Linked DNA regions of Homo sapiens: region 2 is linked to region 1. A link is a loop called in an ENCODE intact Hi-C map of the cell type or tissue named here. Cell type or tissue: mammary epithelial cell. All regions are shown on one strand. Each heading gives the region's core, and the rest is flanking DNA. Links, peaks and the distances in the headings are about the cores only.

What was found. Peaks named below come from ENCODE experiments on the same cell type or tissue, not always from the same donor. Only the 100,000 strongest peaks of a DNase experiment are listed, where the experiment ranks them.
Region 2: it touches region 1 in a loop (5-fold over the local background); 1 of 110 quality-filtered maps calls a loop at or near these places.

The regions. Positions count from the first base shown.
Region 1 is chr10:118,513,054-118,528,315 of GRCh38, reverse strand. No RefSeq gene overlaps it. Among named protein-coding and RNA genes, the nearest start is that of PRLHR, 75 kb to the left of the region's middle. In mammary epithelial cell, for the core only: no CTCF peak of the experiment used is centred there; DNase peaks (open chromatin) are centred at 4,335 and 5,365; H3K27ac peaks cover 2,390 bases.
Region 2 is chr10:118,450,993-118,466,254 of GRCh38, reverse strand. No RefSeq gene overlaps it. Among named protein-coding and RNA genes, the nearest start is that of LINC00867, 100 kb to the right of the region's middle. In mammary epithelial cell, for the core only: a CTCF peak has its summit at 6,468 (motif pointing right); a DNase peak (open chromatin) is centred at 6,474.

The sequences.
Region 1 (15,262 bases), core at 3,675-7,674:
CCAGCTTCTTGGGAAGCTGAGGCAGGAGGGTTGCTTGAGCCCAGGAATTCGAGGGTCTAGTGAGCTATGATCACATCACTGTACCCCAGCCTGGAAAACAGAGCAAGACCCTGTCTCTAAAAACCCACTAGCCGAACAAAAATAAGTGTTCACTCCCACGACAAAGGACCATGATGTGTTGCATCTGCGACTGTAACATTCTCTGGCAGCAATCTGGTAGGACTGGAATGAATGTAGAAGCCACATGTTTATGAGATGGTGGCCGGACATAAAAGTTGGAAATTTGAGGGAAATTTTTATTTAGGAGTAAACCACAAGGAAGACTGGGAATAAGGAGGAGAAGAAAATGCCATTCAAGACCCAGGGAAGTGATGTAATCCCAATTTCCTGGAGATTTTGCAGTCAGAGTTCCAGAAAGGTCAATCATCTCTTGCTGTCCATCACTTGTAGGCCCACTCAGAGGGGATGCCAGGGCTGCAGTGCAGAATCCAGGTGGGTAGGAACTTCCTGACTTTCTTTACACTTGGCTCATTGTATTCATTTTTTTCGTGGCGGTGTGAGAGGGTCAGACTATTTTTTGGGTGGGAGAAAGGACTTGGGCACTCAGGAGGGTGACTGCCAACCTGACAGGACCTGAGGCGCATCGGTCTGACTGTGCCTCAGAGGGTGCTGCAGTGGCCCGCAGGGCCTCACCGCATGAAGGGACAGAGCTGCCATCCTGGTTGACTAGGATGCTTTATTGATGCAGCAGCTCATTCAAGGCCCTGTGTTTTCCTTCTGTGGCTCTGATTTTCAGCTCCAGATCTTTTCATCGTTATCAAAGTTTACACTCACAGAGTCAAAGGCTGAGTAAATATTTTGCTACACAAATTTGTATTGTATTGAAACTGAATACGCCTCTGACAATGCTTTTGAGTAAGCAATAAGACCGTGTACACAGAGAATCTTGTAAAAATTTAGCTGGGAAAGGGGGCTCCTTGCTCCACTCCAAAGGGGGCCATAGTCCCACACACTCAGAAGTCAGACTTCAGGCAGCCCTGACACTGACCCCAGCCTGCTTCACAGGTCATCCGCCATGTCTCCTCCTGAAATGAGATAATACATGTAGCCCGTGGAAGGAACTGCCTGGTGGCCATGCTCAGCACAGGATCACGTCCAGAAAACACATTAGCTTGGCACCCACAAAGCATTAAAAACTCATCCGAATCTTTACCAGGTAATTCCAAGCAAAATAGAGATATCTTGTCCAGTTGATAGCAAAATTCCCCAAATATCTCTCCATTCCTATGAGCCTCTCTAAGCCTCATTTTTCTAATCTGAAAAATCTGAACAGTACTTTTGTCTACTTTGCAGGGTTTTAGGAAACATCAACTACAATAATACCTGTAAAGTGTTCAGCACAGTGCCCAGCTCATATTAAGCTTCCATCTCTCCAGTCCTGTGGAAACCCCCATATCCCACAAAGCTCCCTTGGGCCTGAGAATGAATCTTGCTAATATGGCAACATCCTACACCCTCATGGACACCAAACACCAGCCATTTCTCCACTGGCTTCCTTAATTAATGACATAGCCTCTTTCATCAACAAGTATGACTTACATCAGAGCCCAAAGGAAAGCTGTTTTTAGAAAGCAAGTTAGGGAGGGGCAGGCTCAGGGGAACCCTCTGATTACCACCTTCCATTTGGAATACTTAGGACGATGCCTAAGATCCAAAGCCTTCAATGGAAGGGGCAGCATGGTTGAGAAAAGTCAGAAATTCCCATGGGACATCCCCAGAAGTTTTCAGAACTACTACAAAAATCATATTAATAATTATGGCTCACTCAAAACCCATTTCAGCCCCTTTCTCCTTGCTGTCTTCTACTAGAAAGGCAGAGGAATGAAAAATTCACTTCCCTAGCTCTCAGCTAGGAATAGCCATTTGACATGGTGTCTTACTCTGTTTTCTGTTGCTGTTACAATAGAATACCACAGACTGGGTAATTTATAAAGACCAGAAGTTTATTTGCTAATGGTTTTATAGTCTGTAAAGTCCAAGAGCATGGCACCAGCATCAGGCAAGGGTCATCCCATGGTGGGATGGTGGAAGGTAGAAGCAAGCATGAGAGAGAGAGAGAGAGAGAGGAAGGAGGAGGAGGAGGAGGAGGAGGAGAGAGTGAGCACATACAAGGTGGCAGAGTTTGCTTTTATAACAACTCCCTCTCACTTTAACTTGCCTGCTCCCTTACTAAAGACATTAGTCCACTGATGAGGGCAGACCCCTCTTATTAAGCCCTACCTCCCAACATTGTTGCATTAGGGATTAAGTTCCCAATACATGAACTTTTGGGGGACATATTCAAACCATAGCACATGGTCTGGCCAATCAAATTGAAGTGGACTGCACTGAGGATTTCTGGGAAGTCTTTTATTTCCACCTTCCTTTCCCTCTCCTTCTTCCCTTCAGAAATAGAGGCATTGTATTAGTCAGTTCTCACACTGACATAAATAAATGCCTTAGACTGGGTAATTTATAAAGAAAAAGAGGTTTAATTGGTTCACGATTCTGCAGGCATGACAGGAAACCTGATGCCGGCATCAGCTTGGCTTCTAAGGAGGCCTCAGGAAACTTACAATCATGGTGGAAGACAAAGTCAGGGGCAGCACTTCACATAGCCGGAGCAGGAGGAAGAGAGAGAGGAAGGAGGTGCTACACACTTTTAAAAAGCCAGATCTCATAAGAACCCACTCACTATCATGAGAACAGCACCAAGGGGAAAATCTACACGCATGATCCGATCACCTCCCACCAGGGCCCACCTTCAACTTTGGGGATTACAATTTCACATGAAATTTGGGTGGCGACACAGATCCACATCATATCATGCATGATAACTGAAGGTACAGTAGCCATTTTGAGGTCATGATGCAAAGTTCAGGAGAATCACAGAGGCTTCAGTCCTCAAATTCTGGAACCTGTTGAACCAACACCAGGTTCAACAGCAGATGTCTACTAGACTTCTTGCTAAATAAGAAAAAAAAGAAAGAAATACAGTAGACCCTTGAACAACATGAGTTTGAACTGCATGGGTCCACTTATACATGGATTTCTTTTTCAACCAAATGTGGATAAAAAATACACAGTATTCTCAGGATGTAAAATCTGCTTATAAGAAAGACTGACTTTTTGTGTATGTTGATTCTGCAGGGACAACTCTAGGAGCTACCTAGAGTTGGAGCTACCTAGAGTTAAAGCTACCTCTTAAGAGGTTAATCCATGTATTAGGATACAGGCTAAGCTTCTGTAACAAAGGCACCCTAAAATTCAGTAGCTCAAACCAGATAGTTCATTCTGTCTTTCATGTAACAGTTCAGAGGTGAGAAGTACAGAGCATACAGGCTGCTCTGCTCCGTGATGTCACCCAGAGCTCCAGGGTTGTTTTGGTTGTGGGTCTACCATTTCCAGGATTGTTGCTCTCCATGACATGTTTGAGGGTGGGTGGTTCAAAAAGAACCATGTTTGCACGCCAGCCCCTAGGAAGGGGGAAAGAAGACGGGAGGCTGAGTAGTCTCCTTTGTAAGGGGCATGACCCAGGGGTTTCTGAAGTCACTACTGCTCACAGGCCATTGGCCAGACCTTCGTCACAGCACCTTGCCTTGCTGCAAGGGAAGCTGGAAAATGTAGTCTCTAGCTGTGTGACTCTGTGTATGTGTGTGCATTGACAGCAGTTTTATTATTAAAAGGACGAGGAGATTGTGGGGCCATTAGCTATCTTGATTGCATTTTCTGTTTCCACTAAATGCATTCTCTAATCAAAACATTATTTATAGCAATAACATTATTAAATTTACTGGATACATTCAATGTTCCTTTTATTCATTATTTCTTTTTTTGAGACGGAATCTCACTCTGTCACCCAGGCTGGAGTGCAATGGTGCAATCTCGGCTCACTGCAACCTCTGCCTCTTGGGTTCAAGCAATTCTCCTGTCTCAGCCTCCTTAGTAGCTGGGATTATAGGCACACACCACTGCACCTGGCTAATTTTTTTGTATTTTAGTAGAGATGGGGTTTCATCGTGTTGCCCAGGCTGGTGTCGAACTCCTGAGCTCAGGCAATCCACCCACCTCAGCCTCCTGAGGTGCTGGGATTACAGGTGTGAGCCACTGTGCCTGGCCTTATTCATTATTTCTAACAGTGGATAGTTGTAAAGAATAATCATCTCAGGATGTTTCTTGAGAGCCACATTTTTCTTGAAAAGTAGAGAAAGGACTTATAGATGTTTCATGATGACCCAAGCTCACTAGGAATTTTCTGAGGTATCATGAACATGGAAATGGAGGGTAAAGTTATGTCAGAACTTGTTTACTTCCAAGGCCACGTGAGTCACAGCAAGCCTGCTCTGGGTGATTCTTTCTCAAAGAAATCCTCTACTAGGATCTAATAGGATCAGCACCAGGACGGGAAGGTTGGGTTTCTCTGAAGGTGCTCAAATTAAACTGGATAAATTGGAGGAGTATGGATTGACCCCATGGTTATGCTGAGAAGGGTTCTAGGCATTCATGTGTCTCAGGTCCTTGAGCAGTAGGTGCTTGCATTAAAAATAACTACTGTCTTCCCAGGACTCTGTTAACAACTGTGGCTAGATCTTACATGCCAGTTGGAGATTCAGGAGCTACACATGAAAACTACACATGGTATCTAATGCAGTGTTCAGCTGAGCACTGGAATGTGAGGAACAAAAGATAAGTAACAGTATGGTTCATTCTCCATTTGCCTCTACTCAGATTCATTCTCCAGCCCTCACTGCTTGCTCTATGCCCTGAGGGGATGACCTTTCCATTTGGCATCACCAAGTTACCCCTCTTGGCTGGCTTCCATTAGGGTTTGGCCAATGGGATATTCTGATTGGTAATCAGAGGGTGGGAAGACAGAGGGGTTGGAGTGCTTCTCCTCTACCCCTTCTGCTTTGGTGCCATGTCTCTCAAAGTGGCAGCTCTGCATATGACTACAGCTCCTCTGAGAGGCCCCTTCTCTGGGTACCAGCTCACACTGGGCTTTGCTAACACGACTTCCTCTTCTTGCCACTGTAGCTGAGGAGTGGTAACAGTGTCCCACTTTTGCTGGTCTCTGGGTGTTTCAACATCCTTGCTGGTTCTGTTAACCTGCCTATACCTCTGTATAGTAGTTTCTTCATTAACATTTCTTTAGTTGAACCACTTGAGTGTGATTCTGTTTCCTGCCTGATTTATGACTCATAAAGTATGGAATTTGGATAAAGAAATGACTGTGTTGAGCTGGAGTCATCATGAAGGGCTTTCAAGCAGCAGTTGGTATAGAACAGGGTTTGGCAAACTATAGCCCATGGCCAGATCTGGTCCACCATCTATTTTGTAAATGAAGCTTCATTGGAATGCAGCCTAACCACTTTTTCATGTATTGTCTACTGCTGCTTTCATGCTGTGGTGGCAAAGTTGAGTTGTTGCCAACAGAGACTGTAAAGCCCACAAAGCTTAAAAATATTTACTATCTGGCCGTTTACAAAATGTTTGCCAGTCTCTGGCATAGAAGTTGGATTGACAGAAGGGATGAAAGAGGAAGTGTAATATAATGGAAAAAGAGGGAGAAATCTGTCCAAGTCCGGACGTGGTGGCTCATGCCTGTATTCTCAGCACTTCGGGAAGCCAAGGCAGGGAGATCACTTGAGGTCAGGAGTTTGATACCACCCTGGCCAATATGGTGAAATCCCATCTCTACTAAAAAAATATAAAAATTAGCCAAGTATGTTGGTTTGCACCTGTAGTCCCATTTACTCAGGAGGCTGAGGTAGGAGAATCTCTTGAACTCGGGAGGGCGAGGTTACAGTGAGCAAAATCATGCCACTGCACTCCAGCCTTGGGGACAAAGCGAGACTCTGTCTCAACAAACAAACTAACAACCCCCAGAAATCTGGGTCCAAATGTCAGTTCAGCCCTCATCAGCTGTGGGCAAGTTAACTTCTCAGAGTCTCAGTTTCCTTATCTGTAAAATAGGTTTTCTTGATGATCCAATGCAAACAGCATGACACCCACAGGTGAATAGTAGGTGATAGTCACTTGCTCTCTACTTTTTTCCCAGTAGGGTATCAATAATGATGTAAGGGAAGACACAGATGTGGGTCTCAGAGAGGCAGCTAATGTGCCGGAGGTATGGTGCATCGGGAAAGTGTGGGAGGTGAGTCTAGATCACACTTGCAAGGAAAACCAGTTTTGCTGGTCCAGTGCAAAATGAAAATGCAGGGGCCCTTAATAAAAAATTATTAGGAATTTCAAGACAGTGACAGCAGCATTAGACAATTCCAGGGCCCTTCTAAGTGTGGAGTCCTATGTGACTGTTCAGGTCACAGGGCCATGAAGTGCTTGGTGTCAAGTCACCAGATGGGGCCTCACCATTCTCAGGGCAGATATTGGTAAAGCAAAGGGAGTGTGAGCCCTGGAGTGGTGCGGTTTGGGTTCTAGTCTTGACATAGCTGCTTGCCAGGTATCTGGGAGAATGAATTATGTGTTCTAGGGTTTGGTGTCCTCTGTAAATTAAGAAGGACCAAGTGAAATCATGTTAAGTCCAGTGTGTGGCACATTGTAGCCCTTACAGCTCTCTTTCCTTTGATGGATTTATTCTTTCTTGGTTAACGTGTGTACTTTACATCCTGTGTCTATCTGGAACCCCATAGAGAATATAACAGCCTGTAGGATGTGGCCAGAATTACCGAGAATTTTAGTCTCAATGTGTGGTTACTTCCTCGGGGCCACATTGATGTTCATATCCTTTCTCCAGGGGAGAAAGATGCTAACAGAAGGGAGAAAACAGCACCTTTCTCCTTGCCAAACTCCCTGCTTCCCTATGCCTTTTGAGTTTCTAAAAACGTCAAGTTGAAAATAAAAATCCATCCTCCCTTCCCCCCAAATGGCCCTTGTCTAGTTTCCATTTGGTGTTAGCATCATGGAATGACTGCAATTTGATCCAGGTCAGAGTGGGGCCCCTTGGTCCTGCCACAGGTTGAAGCAAACACCTCCATGCTCCCCTGAAGATGGCAGGTGCTCCCAGAGCTTCCAAGAGCACCTGGTGTGGGATTTGTATAATGTGCATCTGGCAGGTTGTAATTTGGAGTTTGCAGGTCAGCAAGTGACACCTGCTTGCCTAGGAAGCCACCCCTACTCTCTGGAAGGAAGTTGTAGGGGTGAGTCCTGGTCTGGGGGATCCACTGCATGGGAGGATATGGGTAATGGAGGCATTTGGCCTGTCCCTCAGCGAGCTCCGTCCTGGAGCCAGGAATGGGGAGAGATGGCACTTAGAGGGTTTTGCTTTGTTCTTTTTTAATGGCAGTGGTGGCTTTCTGTCTTAGTTAAGGGACATGTTCTTCCCATTGTTTTTAAACAGCATTGGGAGGCTGCCAGCTTCCATGGTCCAGGTAGAGAGGCAGCACACAGCATATTCCACAGTCAGTGGTATTGGCCGCTGGATACCGGTGTGCAAACAATTTAATCATGTGCTGAATTTTGAACCTGGCAACATGAGCACAACCTCTGTCTATTGGAACAGAGAATGCTTAAAACAAAATAAAACAAAAAACACAAGAAAAGCGTTGATTAGTTAGCATGGTTAAAAACAATTAGAGGGTGCTGGGTTTTTTGTATTGTTGTTTTTTAACGGCATAGTGTGAAGAAGCCTTACAAATGAATTAGAAACTCCCTCTGAATCAATCTGGGCAGACATTACCTTCTGTGTCTCTGATTCCCATGTCCGGCACTTTGGTTTATGCTGGTGTATTTGGCCTTGGTGCTTGCTGGTGACGTTTGGAGATGGGGGCTCTGAGTACACAAAGGGAGTGAGTTAGATGACCTCAAAGGCTCCTTTTTCTACAAAAGGAGGTATGCAAGAAGGTCATTTCTTTTGGCTGAAATGCACAAACAAATCCAAAAGGGTGGATAATCATTCCTCCCTCCTCTTTCCCCAGGCACCTCCACAGGGAATATACGGTAGTCAGCATTACACTTTGAACTTCTTCTTAGTCAACAGAAAGTCAATTGTTCTCTCCAGCCAGTCCTGGAGCCCTTCAGTGGTCTGATTAAAGTCTCCCTCTGCTATTTAAATGCCAAGCCAGAGACCCGGCATTTACCAAAAATAAATGATACATAAAGACTTGACATTTATTTTCAAAGAGGGAGGCCATCTTTCCATCACAGCAGCTAGTTTGTTAGAAGTTATTTTTATCAGACCAAATGATTCGTGTTAGCAAATAAATATAAATCAGCTTATTAGGTCAGCAGGCTAACATGACCTCTGTTCACCATGCTGTTATTGAAAAGGTGGATTCTGATTTTTCAGAGCAGACGTGAGCTGTCTCAAGGATGGCTGATGAGAACACAGGCCATTGCTTCATAGATCTGATAGGCGAAGTTTGCCACCTCTCTCCTTCAGCTTTAGTTTGTAGAGCTTGGGGTAGGATGATACCCAAGGAAGGTAATAGAAAATGGAATAGAGCACTTTACAGGGATAGGACTCAAATCTAGGTCAAGACTGTAACGAGCCTCCCCCAGACAGCTTGTTGACAGTTCAGTGGTAGAGTTTTGGAGACTATTTGGTTAGGTGAGTGTAAGAACAGACCAGTGTGTGGTCTGGAGAGTTCAGATACCAAGTGGCATTCTGTTTCTGCTGTCAGTGGCTGTGCTTCTGCCAGGCTGTCTCTTTGTGGCTTTATACAGCCAAAGCACCCAGCTTCTCACCCTTCTTGACAGCATTTGTTTTACTGATCCTTTTTCTTCTCTACTGTCCATTTAATGGAGTTCGTAGGGCATGACCAGGATTGGAGGGCCTGAGGCTAGGTGTGGCACTGTTTGGTCACTGTTGTGCCTCAAACCTCAGGGAATAACATCTGACCAGGACCAGTTGCATAATTTGTGGGATCCAGTGAAAAATGAAAATGCAGGGCCCTAATTCATAAATCAAGATGGTAGCAGCAGGACCAAGTCAGGGCCCTTCTCAGTAATGGCACAGGGTATACACCCATGTAACTGGCCTTGCCTCAGAGGTAGTAAACATGGGATTAGGATGAGGGAAGTCACCTTCCTGTAAATGGGAAGGGATCTGCTCCTGACTTAGTGGCCAGATGTTCCAGGAAGTGCATTTCTCCAGAGACACTGCATTTCTGCAGTGGGCAGATGTTCCAGGAAGTGCACTTCTCTAGAGAAAACTGATACAGAAAGCTGGCTCCCATGAACAGTTACAAGGGACCGCTCAGAGACAAAGAGAACATCTGCTCAAGCACAAAGTTCCCCCCAGCTGGGATGGCTCCAGTCCTTAGCCCCCTGCCTGCCCCTTTAGCCCCTTGCCATCCCCACAGGCTGATGAATGCTGAAATGGTACTAGCAACTGACATCATCCAGCTTTCTACCTTAAATAAAAAGACAATTCTAACAGTGCTCGGGGAACCAAGGAAGATATCCAAGGAATATATTTTGTTCCCATCCCTACTTATTTGAGATGAACTCCAGGGGAGATCTGCTCTCAAAATAGGAAACGAACACAAGGGAATCATGAAAAGCTTCCATGCCATAAATGATGATCTATTTGGAAGCCAAATAATGGAGAACATATGTTTGAGGAAATAATGTATTCCAAATCCTAAGAAAAATATGAAAAGAAAAGTATTTACATGAAATAAGAGATGATAATGATATTATTAGACCTAAATAAAAGAGATGTTGGTGTAGGTAAGAAAAAAATTTATGGAAACAGATAATGCCAATATAGAAATTAAAATAATATAATCATTTAGTAGCAGAGTAGACACTGTTGAAACTTTTTATAAGATGTGGGAAACAGGTTTGAGAAAAATCTTCCAGATGCAGAGGAAAAGGTCAAAGTGGGGAAATTGGTTAGAGAGATAGTAATTGATGCAGTGGTGAGATTCCATAGATATAGGTATCTAAGTGGATTTACTGAAGAAGAGAAAAATATTCAAAGATATGATAGAAGAAAACTTTCCTGAACCAAAGAAAGATCTGAATTCATGGATTGAAAGGTGCACCATGTATAGGTAAAATTAGTGAAAAATTGCCAAGACCTGGAGAAATAACTATGTCTTGAATCTTAAAAGCATCCTGGTTACCAAGAATAGAAAGGGATATATGGCTAGCTCTAGACTTTTCTGCAATGTTAGATTCCATAAGATGTGGAACAACATTCATGAAGGTGGTTTGAGAGTAAAAAGGGGTACAGTGCAAGAATGTTACGGTCAGCTGTAGCAGATGCTTTTTGTGTCCTACACCACATCTCTTAGACCACTTGTCATTTTAACTGCCCATGGTAGCAGTTTCCAGATATGCTGTCAGCTTCTCACTTCAAGCCTCCAAAGCTGTAGAAGCAAGAAGTCAAAGGGAGCTAATAATGTTCCTTGTTCAATTCTTGACCAATTGGAGGGAAGAGTTGGTAGATGAATGCCCTGGGCTCCCACCTTTTGTGGAACAATTTTGAGGCACTTTCTACAGGGTCCTCAGAGGTCCCCAGGAGCAATGATCTCCAGTTGCCCACAGTGTTAATCAGCTCAATTATACACTCATTATTGATTTTTCCATCTTCCCTATCTCTGTTCCCTCACTGCTGTTTCCCAGGAGCAGCTCCAACATAAACTGCCTGCACTCAAGTCCTTGTCTCAGGCTCCATTTTGGGCAGAACCTAAACTAAGATGCCTACCAAAGTGTTATTTTTGTATGAAAGCAACAGAAAGAAATTTTCACATATTTGAGGACCCAGAAAATAGGCATATATGTACGCTTTGTGATAAAATTACCTGAATATATACAGCAGACAGATGAGAGGTAAATAAAGCAAAGATTTTATAAATTAGGAAATGAGGGGTGAAAATTTAAAAAGGACCAGTAGTGAGCATAGGAACCAATTAAAACACAGAATTAGTCAAATGACCATGGTAAATGTGATTTTAGAGCAATGTAAATATTGTAACTCTTGGAAATGAAAGACAATGAAAAACAATACTATAAACATCAAGATATATTATTTCTACATATCATAAACATCTACATATCAAAAACAATATCCTAAACCTCAAGAAATATTATTTCTATTGTTCTGCTCAAGGACAAAGTTCCTCCCAACTGGGATCTTCCAAAAGTCTCCCCATCATACTCAGAATACAATATTATTTCTTGATGTTGATTAGTCAAGGTATACATCATAAAATATAAATTTTAAAGTCCTAAAGATTGCGCCACTAAGATAAAAAGCACTCTTATGCCTTCTACCTCTGTTCCTGAGCCATTCAGTTGCCTTCCCTACAGGCAAACATCTTAGTTTGTGTCTTTGGAAATATTCAATACTTATACCAGCAATTCTATATATACTTCTCTTTTTTTGCACAAATAACATACTAAAGAACTTCCTTTTTCTTCATGTAAGAGTGAATTTTGTAACAGTACTATTTTGAAAATTATTCCACCCTTTCCTTTTCTACAACTTCAGCGTATTCTTTTGTATGGGTGGGCCTTAAGTCAGAGGTTCCTAACCCCCAGGCCACAGATGGGTACCGGGGCTTGGCGACCTTTGACTTAAGGACCATCCATATGAAGGTACCTGTTTGTGGCCCGTAAAGAGCCAGGCCACACAGCAGTAGGCGACCAACAGGTGATTGAGTGAAGCTTCATGTGTATTTATAGCTGCTTCCCATTGCTCATATTATCACATGAGCTCTACCTCCTGTCAGATCAGTGGCAGCATTAGATTCTCATAGGAACATGAACCCTGTTGTGAATGGTACATGCAAAGGATCGGGATCTAGGTTGCACATTCCTTATGACAATCTAACGCCTGATGATCTTTCACTGTCTCCCATCACCCCCAGATGGGACCATCTAGTTGCAGGAAAATAAGCCCAGGGCTCCCACTGATTCTACATCATGGTGAGTATGTAATAATAATATAAATAAAGCACACAATAAATGTAATGTGCTTGAGTTATCCCAAAACCATCCTCCCAACCCGGTCCATGGAAAAATTGTCTCCCATGAAACCGGTCCCTGGTGCCAAAAATGTTTGGACCACTGCCTTAAGTTATTTTTTTCGGTCTCTCATTATGGGCCTTTAGGGTGTTCCGATCTGTTACTGTTAAAACAATGTCTCAATGAATAACCTTAGCACAGGCATGGGATTACCTTTCCTTTGTAAACCTCTCCTCTTTTGGTTTCCATGATGCTATGCTTTCCTGGTTGTCTTGGGACCTTCTTTGGTTGCCCTTTCTTAGTCTCCTCTGCCAACTTCTCTTCTTTCACTTTGTCCCCTGAATGTTGAAGTTATTGGGATTTCTCTTTTCTCCCTACACTTTCTCCCTAAGTATGCTCATCCACTCCAGGGCCTTAGAACCATCTATATGCTGATGATTGCCCAAATTCTATCTCAACGAAACCTCACCTCTGAATTCCAGTGCCTTCACAGATGTACACACACATGTCCTTTGGATGTTGTAATCTTAACAAGCCCCAAATAGGACTCGAGAAGTTTCCCTGCAAACCACTTATTCCTCAAGCCTTCCCCAAATCAGGCAACAATACACTTTCGATTTCCTCAAGCCAAATCCTGGCAACAATTTTATCTCCAAACCTATTTACAATCCTACACTTTTCCTCTCTCCAGCATTACCACCACCATGTAGACCAGCATCATTGTTCACAGGGACCATGGCATGCCCAGGCTGGTCTCCCCATTCCCACTCTTGCCTCCTACAATCCACCCTGTGTTCATCAGTGGAAAGGACTTTGTAGGATGTAAGTCACCCTTTTTTTCTATACCATAGCAGTTATCATGCTGTAATATAATGGTTTGGTTTTGTGTTTGACCCCCTACAAGACTGGGTCTTCTTGAGTTGCAACTTGTTACTGATTCTCTAGCACCTAGAACAGTAAGGGCACCTATTACAGTAGGAAATTCACATGGAACTGAGTTTCCAAATTACGAAGAATACCTTTAGGTAAAGTTAAGACAACATTTTCCAAATCACCATTAAAATATTAAGGGTTCATTAGAGCAAATGTAGGATATCCCAACCCATCTTTCCTCTCAATGTCCTTTATTCTTTTCATCTTATTATTTGATCTTCAGATGACTTGAAAGAATTTTTTAAGAGAAGCAAAGATCTTTATAGCTATCATATTCCTGAGTCTTTGGGAAGGTTCCCTGTCAGTGTGCAAGGAACTCTAACAATGAAATCATAGTCCTGATAGAATTTCAAGATTTCACGTTATTATCCTACTTGTGAACAATAGTGATTATTATGAACTATTCTTCTGTATAGACACAGACATCTGTGTAGACTGGTTAAGCAACTGAGAATTAATTTATTGGTAATGAACATTTTCAATTTCATTAGATACTCAGAAGCCTACTACATTATCATTATCTGGATGCTAAATTTTAATTGCATGCAGCCTGGTCCCTCAATAATTAACACATTGTATATACCACCTAATTCACAAACTAATTGTCATTTCTTAGATCTTAATATTACTTGCTAATTTTGCCAAGGATAAAAAAAATCCGACTGTCAAAACTCCAGAGTAAATGACATTATACAGGCACAATACTGACAAAACAAGTTAATTTATTGCAAAGTCACAGAGAGAAGGAGTTTTTAATTGCATATTTGTTACCTTCATAAAAGACATAAATGGCTTTTTAGTTACATATTTGCTTATTTCTTACATATTAAAAAAGTGTTAACAAGCCTGATTAAAATTAATTGCAAAGGTCCAAGATCTGAGCAGAGATCCTAGCATTAGCAAACTTCTAATTGAAGCTGAAAGAAGAAGAACGAAAGGAGATGTTGGTGGAATGGGAATCAGAACAGATGTTTGACGGTGGAGATAGGAAATAATTAAATGACCCACCAAGAAAAACAGAATCCAAAGAGAAAAAGCAAACTTGATAATAATAGGAAAATTTTTATTCTAATAATATTAACAATTGGTAACAGTGATTTGTGTTTAAGGCTCAAGATGGAACAATAACCAATATTATTAAACAACTTCCAAGGATGCACACTCTGTTGTTATGGTATGAAAAACTATAATAATGAAAATCATAGAATCACTTGGTAATATTCCAAATCGTTGGTTCCATCTATATGTAGCAAGTTCCATGTAAGCTTCTACTGGCAAAACATGGTTGTTTGTTTGTTTGTTTGTTTGTTTTTTGAGATGGAGTCTCACTCCGTTGCCCAGGCCTGAGTGCAGTGGCGCTATCTCGGCTCACGGCAAGCTCCGCCTCCTGGGTTTACGCCATTCTCCTGCCTCAGCCTCCCGAGTAGCTGGGACTACAGGCATCCGCCACCATGCCTGGCTAATTTTTTTGTATTTTTAGTAGAGACGGGTTTCACCGTGTTAGCCAGGATGGTCTCAATCTCCTGACCTCATGATCTGCCCGCCTCGGCCTCCCAAAGAAAACATGGCATCTTTAATGAGCTGGGGCTGCCATATCATTTAGAGAGAATGGCAGATGGGAAGTACTCTTACCTTTTATTTTCATGATGGTTTGATTATAACATGAGAAAGTATACCATCCTCACTTGTGGGACTGACATTTCCTTAGTCGTGCTTATGTTAAATGTCTTTCAGTTCAGCCACTATCTGCACAGAGGGATGATGTCCTGGGGTAATGACACAGAAGATATGTCTCCAAAAATGAGAAATAGCTCTCCTAACTATCTATAGATAATGCAACATGCCTGTAAAACAGAGCTTTCCGAGGAAAAGGATTTTGAATAAGGAGGAACATGACCATTTATACCATATATAGAAAGGTCAGTAGAAAATGACTATATATCCCGTGAATGAGTTAAACTATTAACTTTCAATTTGTTTTCATGATGCATTTGAGCCAACATGGCTTTCCATTGTTTCGGCAACAAATTAATGACATCATCCATTCTGTTCATAAAGATTTTTTTTCCACAAGGTTATGCATTGATTGTAAATCCTCTTATCCAATGCAGTGAAAAATAGTTATCAGTCAGTTAATTGAAAAAATTGGTTAAAGCAGGGAATTCTAAAATAGGACACATGAGGACTACACCCAAAAGATCTTATTTTAATTTAAAACACAGATTTGTGCTTAATTTACCAATATTTTGATATAAGGCCAAGGCCTTTTCTGTGAGTGTGGGCTTGTTGATTAGATTCTATATTTTTCTTGCATTCAACAAACACTTAAAGCATTACCTATCATTTCCAGAGTTAA
Region 2 (15,262 bases), core at 4,453-8,452, 63 kb after region 1:
TGCTGTTTATTGAGGGTGTGGTCATCACCCTGAGTATCTACCATGTGGTCGAGAAGGCTGCACTCAGATGAGGAACAAGTGTTTGAAGCACACTGGCACCTTTTTGTACTAGAGGTCCCTAATGAGGGATAGCATCTTAATAAACCTATATAGGGTTACAGGAAATCTTGTTATATCACGATGGGGTCTTTTGATTGTGACTGAAACAGACCAATTTCATATAGATTCCCTGCTAGAAACAATTGCAAATGTTCAGCAAATACCCTCATGCAAATAACCACCAGGCCAAATCTCATTACAACAAATCCAGTTTATAAAAAGCAAAAAGCAACAACCTAAACTATCCCTAATGGCACTAAAACGTCCTCCAGTCTTATTTGCTGCTTAATTGATTTAAAAAAGGAACTAATGCAATAAAAATAATAGTTTGTGCAATCCTTTGAAATCTTATACAATGCCATTAGACCTATTCCTGGAAACAAACAGAGTCAACTCATAATCAGGGTTAGGAGATGCTAATCAAAGAAGGTTCTCAGGGGGAGGTGATTTTTTCCTTCCTTCCTTCCTCCCTTTCCTTCCTTCCTTCCTTCCTTCCTTCCTTCCTTCCTTCCTTCCTTCCTTCCTCCTTCCCTCCTTTCCTCCTTCTTTCTCTTTCTCTCTCTCTCTTTCTTTCCTTTCCTTTTTTTCTTCTTTCTTTCTTTTAAGGCAGGGAGGAAAATTGAGGCTGGGAAAATTGTCTATGTGCAAAGGTAGAAATAATGCAAGTCATGGTGGAACCAGAGGACAGCAATCTGAGGGGAAAGAGAAAAGCTGGCAGAGTTAAAGCATCTCCGCCTGAGGGTTAGTTCCTAGCTGAGAAATACGAATGATATTTGAGGAAGAGCAGTTCTTACTCCAGTAAGGATTTACCGAACACTCAAGAAACTAGCCTTCAAATGATTTTCCATGGCCTCTACAGCTTAAAATAGATCCCAGGCCCCCTGAATGTCCTAGCTAAAATGGTTTCTTTTGGCATCATTCACAAGGAGTTAAAACCATCTTGCAGATATTGGCACATAGAACCCAATTCTCTTTCTCTCGCTGTTTACTCCTGATATGGTTTGACTCTGTGTCCCCACCCAAATCTCACCTTAATTTGTAATTCTCACGCATTGAGGGAGGGACCTGTAATCCCCAGTGTCGAGGGAGGGAGGTGATTGGATCATGGGGTGGTTTCCCCCATGCTGTTCTCATGATAGTGAGTGACTGCTCACGAGATCTGATGGTTTTGTTTGTTTGCTAGTGTGTGTGGTTTTTTTTTTTTTGAGACAGAGTCTTACTCTGTTGCCCAGGCTGGAGTGCAGTGCACCATCTCAGCTCACTGCAACTTCTGCCTCCCAGGTTCAAGCAATTCTCCTGCCTCAGCCTCCCTAGTAGCTGGAATTACAGGCACCCGCCATCACGCCTGGCTAATTTTTGTATTTTTAGTAGAGATAGTATTTTGCCATGTTGATCAGACTGGTCTCAAACTCCTGAACTCAGGCAATCCACCTGTCTCGGCCTCCTAAAGTGCTAGGATTACAGGCGTGAGCCACCATGCCCAGCTAATCTGATAGTTTTATAGGGTGCTCTTCCCCTTTGCTTTCTCTTCTCTCTCTGCCACCTTGTAAAGAAGGTGTCTGCTTCCCCTTCCGCCATGACTGTAAGTTTCCTGAGGCTTCCCCAGACTTGCAGAGTCAATTAGATCTCTTTCCTTTATAAGTTACCCAGTCTCTGGGAAGTTCTTTATAGCAGTGTGAGAATGGACTAATACAACCCCACAATAGGTCTGCCGTGTGGTTGTAACCATGCATTTAGATGAGTCCAACTTGGCTTCCTGCCCTGGAAGTGATCTCTGTCTTCCCATCTCCTTTTTCTTTTTTTCAGTGAGAAACAGACCCATAGTGCAGGCAGGACTGTTCCGAGGATGGGATAGTTGGGGGGTTAGGGGCATATGTGAGGGGGGACGTGTAACTGGACCACATCTGGGCAGTGGGGTTGACAGCAGAGCTTCCCAGTATCTGTGTCTCCCAGGCATTAATGTGACAATCATAAGTTTTAGGAAGCTGAGTTGTCTTCTATGCCAGAAGTCAAGAGAGTCTATGAACAATGACAGAAGCAGATTGGAACCCTAGGCAGGCAGATTTGTGAGGTCAAAGCCAGCAGGGGTCTGTACTGAAGACAATAGGTGTGAGACTTGAAGACACCCACCCCCAGAACCCCAAATGGGGAGTGGGAACAGCAGGCAACCTCCTCAGCTGTGGACAGCCACCTTGCCCAAGGTCACACCCTCCCTTAGAGGAACCCACATCCCATGATTGAGCGAGGCTGGAGGATGAAGCCCTGGCCATTTTGCCTCAACAGGGGACAACTCTGACAGGCCACATTCATCTAGAGCTCTGTGCCATATTGGCAGTCTTCTCCCTCTGCCCAATCCCAAATTCTTCCTTCATTCCACATGTGTGGATCCCCTATAAACATCTTGCAGCCCAAACTCCATCACAGCAGCAGCTTCCAGAAAACTCCACCTATACTGGCAGGAAAGGACTCTGAACATGATGCCCAGAGTGGGACGGAGAAAGGTTTGTAGACAACAGGTGCCAGTTTGGCAGCAGCAGAATTAAGAAATCTACGGGCATCTGCTGGGCAGTAAAGCAGGCAGGATTCTGGATGGAGCCTGGAAGTCAGGGAAAGGCGTGGGTCATCAGGAGAGGGGTGACGATCCTTTGTGGAAGTCCCCGGATTATCCCAGCGTGCTCCCTGGTAGGGCAATATGTTCGGGCTGCTATAGCAAAGTACCATAGACTGGGTGGCTTATAAACAGTCATTTACTTCTCACAGCTCTGGACGTGGGAAGTTCAAGGTCAAGGTGCCAGCAGACTTTGTATCTGGTGTCTGGTGAGGGTCTGGCTCACAGCCTGCACCTTTTTGCTGCGTGCTCACGTGGTAGAAGGAGTGAGGGGTCTCTCAGGCCTCTTTGATAAGGACACTAATCCCATTCATGAGAGCCCCACCCTCATGACCTAATCCCATCCCAAAGGTCTCACCTCCTAATGCCATCACCTTGAGGGTGAGGATTTCAGTATGTGAACTGTGGGGGACATGAACACTAAGGCTATAATATGCAGGATGTCATGTTAGGGACTGGGCAACTTGGTACTAACAGATGGGAGAGCAGACAGATAAATTCATCTGGCTAGAAAGAGGGACGATCAAAGAACTCAAAGTAGACTCTGAAGTTGTCCCGAAAATTCCCTTCCTTCTTAAGCCAAAGCATCTTATGGCAGGTACCCTACCTGTTGTTTGCATGTAGAAGATGCTTTCTTAGTAACTGCAGCATAAATGCATGAACAAATAAGTGTTGAAGAGTCCCTGCAGCCCGACCCAGAGAGCAGTGGAGGTTGGCACAGCCCAGACCCTGGGGGAATGTGGATACTGGCTGCTGTGAGCATTGTCCAGGGCTGTTGAAGAATTAAATTTGTTCAGGTTCACCCAGTCTTGTCTATGGTTCTGAATACCTTTCAGCATTCAGGCCACAAAGTGATGGCTGACAGGCACAATTCCAGCCCATTTGCATATATGTAAAGTTATTTGACTTGGTACTGATTTCTTTGCTTGTCAGGCATTTCCCTCTTACATTTGGCATGCCATGTCAAATTCTACATTCTTTTCATCAATCTGCTCTTACAACCTACTCCACCAACTGTCCCGCAAATGAATTTCAGGAACAATGGCCAACAGTGCATTAGAGAGTCTTTGTAGAGGGATAGCTGTCTTGAGCACCTTTCATCCACAGGGACATCTTGTGTCTCTATCTTGCTGGAAGGGAAGATGTATTTTTAGGTTTTAAGGAAGAAAAATAACTATATCAAGGACAAAGTTATGAAATTTATAGGTCTTAGCACCCATTGATCATTACCCAAGCTAAGGATTAATTCCTCATGAAAGCTAAACTCATCAATTTTATTTGGATGTTTCCATTTTGAAATTCCCTTAACCATAATTTAAAGGGGATAGTGAACATTTTGGAGACCTGGAGAAAGTATCTCACATAAAATCTGATTAGCTCAGTTTATGTCCTATGAAACTTTCTGGTGAAGACAGGTGAAAGGGTTCTTTAATTTGCCATTTCTTATATAAATACATTTATGAGTTCTGAAGGGAAAATTCTTTAGAGTGTAAAGTACAGTTCGTTATGCTATTTCTGTGTGGCGGCTTTCACATCCTACGAGGGCTTTGAGCTTTTTTTTTTAAATATGGCTTTCATCCTTCAGGTCTCAATCCTGTAGGCACATGCCAAGCCAGCCTACTTCATTAGATAAATCTGACTTCTTGGTCTTCCTCTTGGCTGGGTTAGGGGTTGGGCATCAGAAAATGTAGGGTCTTTAGTGAAAAATGGGACACCTCACAAACTCAGTGCGGGTACGTTATTGATGACCAGAACCAAGGGTGTCAAGTTGAGTGAGAGAGTCTGATGAGTTACCATGTCCTACCAGTCTCTACTGCCAGTGAGAGGGGGCCAACCATAATTGTTCTGGGAGAATGATGACTTGGGGCTGGTGAGACTTTGGTTTATAATCCAATGAATGGTGAAACTGTTTACACACCTCTGGTTATTTCACCATTTGAACACTCTGACTACCAATCTTGCTATCCTAAGAATATATCATTGGACATTCTTTCTTGATAACTGTCTTCCTAGTCAGAAAAGATTATTTCTCCTGAGTCATAAATTAGTATGAATGCCCAGTGAGGATAATTATAATAACGATAATGAAAACAATAGCAACCATTCATCTGTGCCAGGCACTGTGCAAAGATACTTTATAGCCATACAAATAGCTCTGCCATTTAAATTTCCCAATAATTTTGGGACAGAGACCTCACTATCCTCACCGACAAATGAGCAAACTAGGGCCCAGAGAAACGGTGCTATTGCTGGATAGCTACAAAGTGTAAGAGCCCCCAGGTCTGTGTGACCCCCAAAGCCCATGCTTGTAACCACCATGCTGAGCTCTGCCAGAAGTACGACTGGTGCTCTGGGGTACCTGAGGCTGATTGTACCACAATGGCCCATCAATCCCATTATTGCCAGCATGTCTCCTGGTGCACATATGCAAAAAATTCTCTAGAGCTGGAAGAGCTTGGCTGTACAGAATGTGTGTTATCAGCTTCATAGACATTACCTAGATGTTCATTATGTATTACATATTGATTTAATACACACTAGTTATTATTAAATTTCAATTAATTAGTTATTCATTATTAATTAGTTGTTAAATATTAAATAGTGATTGTGCCAATTCAAAAATTTTCCACTTTCTCCACATCCTTGTTTTCATCTGGATCTGTTATTGCCAGATTTTTTTAATGAATGATATGTTGGGAGCTGAATACTGTCTCATCAAGATTTTGATCTGCATTTCCTTCATTCCTCATAAATCGTGCAATATACTGGCCATTTGGGCTCTCTCTTCTACGAATTGCCTGCTTGTGCTTTTTTCTCTTGTGTTCTATTGGGTTATTTGCCTTTAAAAAATAGATTTCTAGGAAATCTTTATATAGCCTGGATACTAAGATTTCATTGGACATTTGTGCTGCAAATATCTTCTGCTGACACTGTTTAAGGTGACTTTTACAAAAGTTGTATACAGGATAATTGTATACATCCGTTATTGCTTTTTTCTAGGCATTTTTGCATCCTATTTATAGATAGTCTCCTTTTTTGTTGTAAACTTCTAAGTTTGGGTTTTCAAACTGAGGCCTATATTACATTTGAGATATATTATTATTATTCTGTACTTTGACGTATGATCTAAATTTATTTTTGCACAGAAGAATAATCAGTTTCTCCAGTACCACTTATCCTGAGTGAGGGCCTTCTGCTCTGATTTAAAATATCCATCTCTCCTATATCAAGTTTCCATGCATATGTGGGTTTGTTTCTGAGCTTTGTCTATTCTTGTGCCAATACTGATTTAATTAACGTATCTTTATAAGCAAGTCATGCTTCTTAATTCTTGTTCAAATGAATTTTGTTATTCTTAGTTATATAGATTTTAGCCTCAGCATGTCAATAATCTACTAAAAAACGAATTTGTTGTCTGATGAATTAAATTCACTGATCTTTCAGTGTTTAAGGATTTGAGCACATCGTATAGTGGGTTTCACTCACCAGGTGAATTCATTCATTAATACAATTCATCTGCAGCTCACCCAAGCTGGCTTAAAGCTGACCATTGACTACATTTTTAACCCTCATTGCGTGTTTAATTAAATACATGTCAGGATTTTAGTTAATTTGATTAGTAAACTGAATCTGAGGTCTATGGGTCAGAAGATAGTTGGGCTTTGTAATTGTAGATAAGAATCACATGAAATCATATGAAGAAGAAAGTCATCTCTGCTTAGAATACAGCCGTCCCGATGCATTTTACAAAAGAAGCCACCAGAGGGCAGAATGAGCACGAGAGTCCCACTGGCTTTCCTGGGCAGAGGACGACAGAAGCCCTCATCAGTTCTGACCACCGCACGTTCAGTGTATTGAGCTGGGACAAACGTTTTTTGGGAGAGATGTTTTTCAGCTGCTTCTCAGGATGACGTTTGCTGCTGGTCTTGTCTCAGTTGAAGTATTTTCCCCCAGCACACCGAAAGAGGAGCTCACTTCCTGATTGTTGCAATCAAACCTTTGACTTTTGTCACAAGTAAATGCTGTTTAATGAAATTTAAAAAGGAAAAATAAACAAGCAAACAACACTCCAACCACGTAGCAGGATCTCAAACACTTCAGTGCAAAGCCAGGTGACTCACCAAATGATATAAGGTCATACTTCCAACTGGGCTATTTTCTAGCTGGCAACACTATTTCGTTTCTACTGATAAAAGATCCTATTTATTGGAGGGCAAGTTGATGGGTGGGTATTTCATGGCCACGGAAGTTATTTGGTGACAACCTGTCCACTTTTGCTTATATTGCCAACGCAAACAGCATGATCTTCTGGAGTACTGATTTGTTCACAAATAGAAAGGACATCACATTTTGTAATTCTCTTTGCCAAGGGAAACAAACCAAGGTATAATGTAGTTGTTCCTGTCAGGCTAGGTAGAAGAAAGGAGGAGCTGAACCTTCTGTGGGCGCATGCCTTCCATTCAGCATGTTTTGTGGAATGCGTGTTAGGCATTCTCCCTAGTTCGAGATGCCTTGGAGGCCACTGTCCTGTCTTGATTTAACTGAACCTCATTGAAAGAGATCCCTTCACACTGGGGAAGTCGTTCAGAACAGTAAAAGATAAGATCCTTCACATAAAAAAAAAAGTTTGAGTTTGACTACATCCGCAGTAGCTGTGATTATGACTTCTGTTATTTAGTTCAAAACTTATTACAGGGTTTCTTTGGTTCCCCATGAAATTCTTCCATCTTTATTTTCATGGCAAACAGTAGCTCAGATGTCCCCTCCTCTGGGATGCCTCCCTAGATGTCACCAAGCAACATCAGCTACTCTTTCTCTCAGAGGCTCTTACTCTTGTCACTGGCATGGCCAAAAAGTGTTTGAATGTTCATGCCAAGGCTACTGAGAACAGACAGCACGGGTCCCAGACACCAGCACAGATTTGGGCACATGGCATAACTCACCAGTGTTTGCAGAATTAAAGTGAGGGTCTATCCTCTCTTCCCAGGCCCTAAACAGAATCTTTGGAAAACACCACCAAGCTTTCATGTAACCATCTCGGTGTAACCCAGCAGGCTGCTTTGATGCGAGGAGCTTCAGCCACATGGCTCTGCTCTGCCGACATTTGGGTGTGTGTTCTCCAGAGCTCTGTAATATCTGAAAACTGATTTACCCTAGCTTAAATCCAAGGCTTTGACACTTCAAAAAGTTGAATTTTTCTTATTCAACATAATAAATGGCTTTCCTGTGCCTAGGAGTTTATGGTTTATGTCCTGGGAGGGAAAGAAAGGGTAATAAAAAGAATATGGCCTTCTGGGTCAGTCAATAGGTACTCAAATATTTGCTGTCAATTTGAGTCAATGATTCACAGAGTTGAAAATATTAAATACACTACAAATAATTCATGCATTGAGTGCCTTGCTAAGTGATTGACAGCTATGCTAAGTGCTTGCTTTAAAGTTTTATCTTCTTTAATCTTTAAAACTCTTTGAGGTAGATAATCTAGTTAGTCCCATTTTACAGATAGGAAAACTGAAGTTCAGAGAGTTTAAGTAAGTCTCCTGATGCCACACAGCTTGTAAGTGTCTGAGCCATGATTTGAACCCTGCCATTTTGACTCCAGCAGAGTTCCTGCACATGGAATGCATTAGATAAATAATAGATGTGCTCCCCTTCCTGTTCCTGCTGCAATGGCCTCCTAAAGCCTTTGTAAAAAATAATACTGTTATGGACTACTCAGGTTTAAAAAATGTGATATATATTTCTATTTAGCTCCTGCCCCTTCTGATCTTTCTCTAGTAATGTCTGGGAGCTACTGTATTCGATGAAAACAGAACTCCACGTCTCCAAGGCTACAGGCCTCCTGAAATGGAGAAGAGACCCCAAGCAAAGTGGTCTTTCCAGGAGACATCAAGTGCGGTCATCACAGTGACTCTCCTCTCATCTCCTCCTCACAGCATTGGACTTGCCTTTAAGATCTCCAGTTTAGAACAGCTTCAGCTGGGGGATGGCAATGGGGAATGGGATGGAAGCCAGAATTTGCTCTCCTAAATCTGGCCCGAGCGATAGAAGGCATCTTTGGCCTGAAGAAGTGTAATACAAAGAAAATCCTAATTGCTACAGCTAAGTAATTAGAAGATCCAACCTATATATCATAGTGTGGCCACCCCTTTAATTATGTGCACAGTTCGGTCGGTGACTAATGCATCTTCTTTCCTAGATGAGCGTATTTAATATCCTGTGATGGCAACAAGTTTCAAGCTGATTTATCGTTATTTTGTTTGGTCAGATGATTTTCCTGCATTTTAATGTGTTTTGTGGTTACATATTTGCTATGAACAAACAATGCTTTTCCCAGGTAGTACGCTCTAAAATGCTGGCTGCACGATTTGTTTACTATTCTTTTAGGCCTCTGAGAAATCAAAAAACATTATGTACTTATTTTTGAGTAGCTGCACTAAAATCTTAAACAGTCTCCTTAGAGCCCTTCTTTCTCTGGCAGTATGTACACACGCAATAAAATATTTGAAAAATTATCAATTTCTTTGAGTCTCATTCTGACACCTGGATAGGAAGTTTTGATATGAAACTCTAATAACCATATGACCAGCAGCATCCACTAACCGTGAGATGGTATCTGACTTCAAAGGTGCTAAGGACAACACATTCTAGAATGCACATGGTATTACATTAGACATGCCACTGAAATTTTAAAAAGTAGTAATAATAATAAACAGAACATTTTAAACATACACTCTAAAGGCTTATGCTCAGATCCAGTGAAGTGGTGGAAAGACTCCAGGCATTGGAATCAGACAGACTTGGGTTCAAATCCCAACTCTGTCTCTCATTAGCTGGGTGGTGCAAGGTGACTTTGTTTAACTTCACTGGAACTAAATTCCAGTAAAAAAGGAATCAGCTTACCTTCTTTGCACAGTGTCTCTGAGGATGAGAGACTTTGCCTAATGAGGCCCCCAGCCTGGTACCTGGGATACAGTGGGTGCTCAGTGAGTGCTAGCTCCTATTGTAATTGTAACCCGAATACATTTGGGCCTTCCTGCTCACAGAATCCAAAAGAAACACGAATCAATTTTGAAAGCCCTGGTGGTAATGTGTACATCCTTGAAGCACTCTTTCTTGAAAGGCAATAGAGGGGAAATTGCACACACACACACACACACACACACACACACACACACACACACACGCAGCCAAACTTCTAAAATAGCCTCTATTCCTCTCTCTCTGAAGTACCCCAAATTATTTTTCTCCCTTTTTAATTTCAAAACTCCAGCCCCACACCAGTTCCCCAAAGCCTCTCTTGTCCCTTTGGCTCCCTTCTCCCCACCCCCCTCAGGGGCTGTTTTCCAGCCAAAACTCAGCCCTCCCTGGCACAGAGAGAGTCTCCTGCTCTCAGCCCTGCGACTCCATCCCTGGCCTCATCTCAGCAAAAGCAAGACAAGGGGCTGAGCAGAAGAAAGCCTTCCTCTTTAGAAGGAGAGAAGAGAGAGGCCAGAAAGTCTCATGCCCTGTATGTGAGAGGAAACACTCTCAGGTTATGTTCAACAGAAATTATTTTAAAAAGCAAGCTACGCGATTAGAGTGTATGCTCTTTTTTGGGTTGTTGAAGAGAAGTGAATGATCGGAAAGTAAAAGAAAATAGTAGACCAGGGAAGAAGGTGAGAATGACAATAGAAGGGTTAGGGGGCTGCAAAGGGGAGGAGAGAAGAGAGGGATACATTATGGGGAGGCCTGAGAGTCACTGGCCGCCTGGGAGCCGATGGCTGTGTCTTCTGCTTCCATAGCAAATTGCTGACTTGTCCGGAACATTTATCACTTTCTCAGCGCTTTTATGTGGATTGATTTATTTTCACAACAAATTTATTTCTGTGTGTTGATTTGTTCTCACACTCACCCCAGGAGGTAGGAACTTTAGTATCCCCACCCTACAGATGAGTCCACTGAGGCAGAGCCGATCTCAGTGACTTGTCTGAGATCCCAAAGCCAGAACCCAAAGTCAGGCAGCCTGGCCCCAGGGCCCACATTCTTAACTGCAGTGTTATCCAGCAACCCAGGTCACAAAGAAAGAAACACAGGAACGACTTCAACACTGCAGATTAGCCTGCACCACCCGAAGCCTTTTAGGAGAAAAGAAAGGAGGCCCGTGGCTGTGCAACTTGTTCCCCAGAGGCCAAAACTGTTCTGGAACGTGATTGGTCCTTGGTAAACATCTGGGGACAGACAGACAAGTGTGTCCAGTGGGACGGGAATGAATTTTAGCATGAGAGGAGAAGGGTAGGGATCTCTCTGCCACCATGCAATGGAGAATTTTCACCATGCAATGCAGAATTTTCAACATGAAACCCTACTATTGGCCTATTTAAAATTCTACTACGAAAATGACAGAGTTTTCAATAGGAAACCCTACTATACTGGATAGGCCATAGTAGGGATTTGGGTTGAAAAGTAACCAACCAGCCAGAAAGACACAAAGCTAGCAAACGTTTCATGGTGGTTTGGGGTAAGTGGAAGTTGCTTTTTTTTGTTTTTCCTTTTAAAAATATGTCCTGAAAGCATAAGGGATATTTCTTTAGAATAACCCCCCTTATGAATTACACGAATATCCCAACATCAAAGTATGTGAGGAGAAGCATCAGGCGTGGCACCTGGCATACGAACAACATCTCCCAGCAGGACATTGCAAAGAAAACAGCAGAGGATGTCCAGATACTTTAGTTTTGATTTTGTTTTAAAGGAGCTTATAAAGGATAAGGAGGACTTTTCTAAGGTTCTGGTGTAGGGGCCCAGTTTAAACAAATGCCATTGAAATCCAGTAATAGAAACCCTAAATCAGTTGTAGCCTCAGGGGACCTCTTTGCCCCTGTGGACTTCAGAATTGTCACTGTGCTTCTTGATGGAACTCGAAATAAAAGCAGAGGTCCATTGCAGAAGGTCCATTTTAAAAAAGATTTTTGTGTGTGGTTTTTCCTACCCAGTGCTAGGTTTGGGATTAGCATCCAAAAATGAAGGTTATTTCTTTCTATCCAGCTCTAATTCTGAATCTGTCAAGGGATACTCGTCCCATTTAGTGCTGAGAATTTCACAGGCGGTAAACAGCATCTGGGCATCACTTACCTCCTTTGATGTTGAACACAATTTACAATGAAAGCTTTGGGAGACATTTAAAACCATGCAAGGTCCTAAATCATTAAAGGAATGTGGTGCTAGACTTTAAAAATGATAATTGAATGCATTCAACAATAAAGCTGCCAAATCTTAGTGGCCTGTTTGCTAGAGGCTCTTTTGGAGAAACTGAGCTAGATTTAACAAAAAAAAAGCACATGGTAGAACTTCTCAAATAAGAAATTGTTGTTACTTGAATTAAACACAGATTGAGGCAGGTAAAAATAAAAAGAAAAATAGATGCGCTAATAACATCCAAATTACCAAACAATCAGAATGTAATCATACTGGACACCTTTTGGAGTGTGACCCAATTATCCTTCTACTTCTCTGAGTCCCTGTAACTGTCTGGCCCATAAATCTATCACCTCTTTTCCATAGGCCAAATGCAGCTTGGTTTGCTTGGGACATTCCTAATTTATGTCTTTTATCCTGATGTAAATAAAAAAAATTTTATTATAGAAAACTTCGAAAATGTATAAAAATATACACAATAGAATAATAAGACTCTGTGCATCCTCATTTCTTCTCCTGTACTATTTTTGTTTGTTGGGTTTTTTTTTGTTTGTTTGTTTTGTTTTTTTTGAGACAGGGTCTCACTCTGTCACCCAGTCTGGAGTGCAGTGGCATGATCATAGCTCACTACAGCCTCGATCACCTGGGCTCAAGTGATCCTCCTGCCTTGGCCTCTCAAAGTGCTGAGATGTGCCACTACGTTTGGGCTTCCTGTACTGTTTTTAAACAAATCCCAGGCATCATAATTATAAGAGATAAGACCATAAGAGAAAGCATAACCATAATACTATCATCACACTGAAGATTATGAAAAATAATTTTGTAATATAATGAAATATCAAGTGCTTAAAATGTAACTTTTCTCATAAATGTTATAAATGTGATCTTTTTAAAGTTTTTTTTTGTTTGAATTAGGATTCAAATAAGGGCATGCATTGATATGTCCATTAAGTCTTTTTTCATCTTTAGGTTTCTTCCTTGTATCTTTTTTCTTTCCATTTATTATTTTTGCATCATAATTCATGAATTTAAGTATATTTTATGTGTTTTAATTTATTACATCTATTATCCTTATTGGTACTCAAATTGTTCCGTGTTTGGCCAGTGGGCATATCTTCATGTTGGCTCTTGAGTTCTTTGACAAGATCCCAATAGTCTTTGATAGCTTCCTTGCTTCTGATAGAACAAGATGGTCCAGGCTTATCTTGTGCATTTCCTGCTGCAGTCCTGGAATCAGCTATTGCTCCAACAAGTCCTGTTTTCTTTTAGCAAGGCAGTATTTAGAGACCACAATCTGGGCACTTGGCATGTTCATTCATTGGTCATGGTTTCTACGCCTTTTCAATGGATATAGCTAAGACAATTTTAAAGATAAAACATAACATGAGTGTATGCTGATACTTCCACCTCAAGTTCAGGATTACAAGATTTTTACTTTAAAATTTTGATCTTATGTTTGTATCTTCATGTTCTCACGCCAAGAATCTTGAATCACCAGTCCTTATGTCGCTGCCTCTCCTGACATTTTGATCACACGAAGCTTATTATTGAATAGATTCCTCAGGAAGAGCACATGAGAAAAAAATATTTTGAGTTTTTAATGTTCTTAACAGTTTACACTCACTATTTATACTTTGATATAAATTTGGCTGGATACAAAATATAAAATCACATTTTCTTCCCTTGGTTATATTAAATATATCACATCATTTTCCTTTGACATAAAGCATTGTTATTCAAAAGTCTGATGATAATCATATTTTCTTTCTAAGTGACTTGTCTTTTTTGTCTGAATGCCTGAAAGATTTTCTTCTTAAAGTCTAGCAGATTTTTCAAAACTACATTTCAGTGTTGGTTTTTCTGAGCTTTCCTCCCTCCCTCCTTTCCTTTTTTCCTCTCTTCCTTCCTCCCTCCCTCCCTTCCTTCCTTCCTTCTTTCCTTCCTTCCTTCTAAGTCCATGCTATGTCCTTTCAATATGCAGTTTCAAGTGACTTTTTATTTCAGGAAAGTTTTCTTCAATACTTGATTTCAGTATTTGACCTATTCCACTGCTTTGGTTTTCTTCTTTGAGGTGGGGGGACTCCTATTATACCTATGTTGCTTTTCTTTTTCTGTCCCATCTCCTATATCCATCATTTTCTTTTGAGTCCTTTTCATATCTTTATTTATTTTAAATTTAAAAAACTTTTGTCTTTTTGCCTTTGCATTTCATAAGGCATTACATGTTGTGTTTATTCACTTTTGTATTTTGTACCATTTATTCTTCATTTATGAAGTAATTTATTACTTTATTTCTGATTTTTTTCCTGAGTTCTGTAACTTCATTTCTAGATTTAAAAAATCTGACCTATGATGTTTAAAATATTTTCCATAATTTTATATCATTTTCTTTATTTCTTTTAACTCATTTTGAAATAGTAGCTGCATTTCTTATCAATTTTGAGGGCATGTTTTCTGACATGCTACATATTCTCTTCTTTATTCTCTTATTTAAAATAAAAACTTTGTATGGGATTCGACCATAATTGTACTTTCTTGGTCATTATTATGTAAAATTAATTTTCTTTCACTTTAAGGAGGGGGTGGGGGAGTTAGAGCACATCCTCAATATCCTCATGTCAAAGCTCTAGAGCTCTCTCTTCTGATTTTTTTCCAAGGAGTGATTTAAAAAAGTATGGCTTCATACTTCAGAGAACTGCCCCTGATGTTGCCTGCCCACAGTTTTTATCTGGATCTTATTTTTTTCTTTGCTGTCCCTGTCCTATTCTGGATCAACTCCCAATGTTTCTTCTAGGTGAGGAGTTTGTCCTAAAAGGAGACATTGCTTTGTTTGTTTGAGAGTTTATAGGACCCAGACTACAGCAGCCCTCTGGACATCTTCCACAAATCTTTGCACTCACCTGAGAACTGGAGTGTGCAAATATCCCTGTCACTTTCAGTTGCTATTTTCAAGTGGACCTGCCACATTTTCAGTATGTGTCAATGGGGGAATCTGTGGATTCTCCTGTTCTCAGGTCCTTTTATGCCCCATAGCTTCCTTTTGCTTCCACCTACATGGATGCCATGCAGATCTTGTAGCTCTCCTAAAGATTTAGTTGCTTTTGGAATTTATGGGGATTCCTGTCACTTAGGTTTTCTCTTCTTTTCTTTTTTTTTGGGTAGATATTGCTCATGGGTTTTGATTTTGCTACCCTCGTTGCTCTAACCATGATTATGGGAAGGTTGGGAAATTTAAAAAAGACCCTGCTACTACTGCATATTCTCAGTGTTTCCTCCCAATGTAATTCTTAATAGCACCCCCTTTACTTTCAGAAGTGAAGTTTGGATGATAAATTTCATGGTTACCCTACACATTCGCAATCAGGAATCCAAACAACT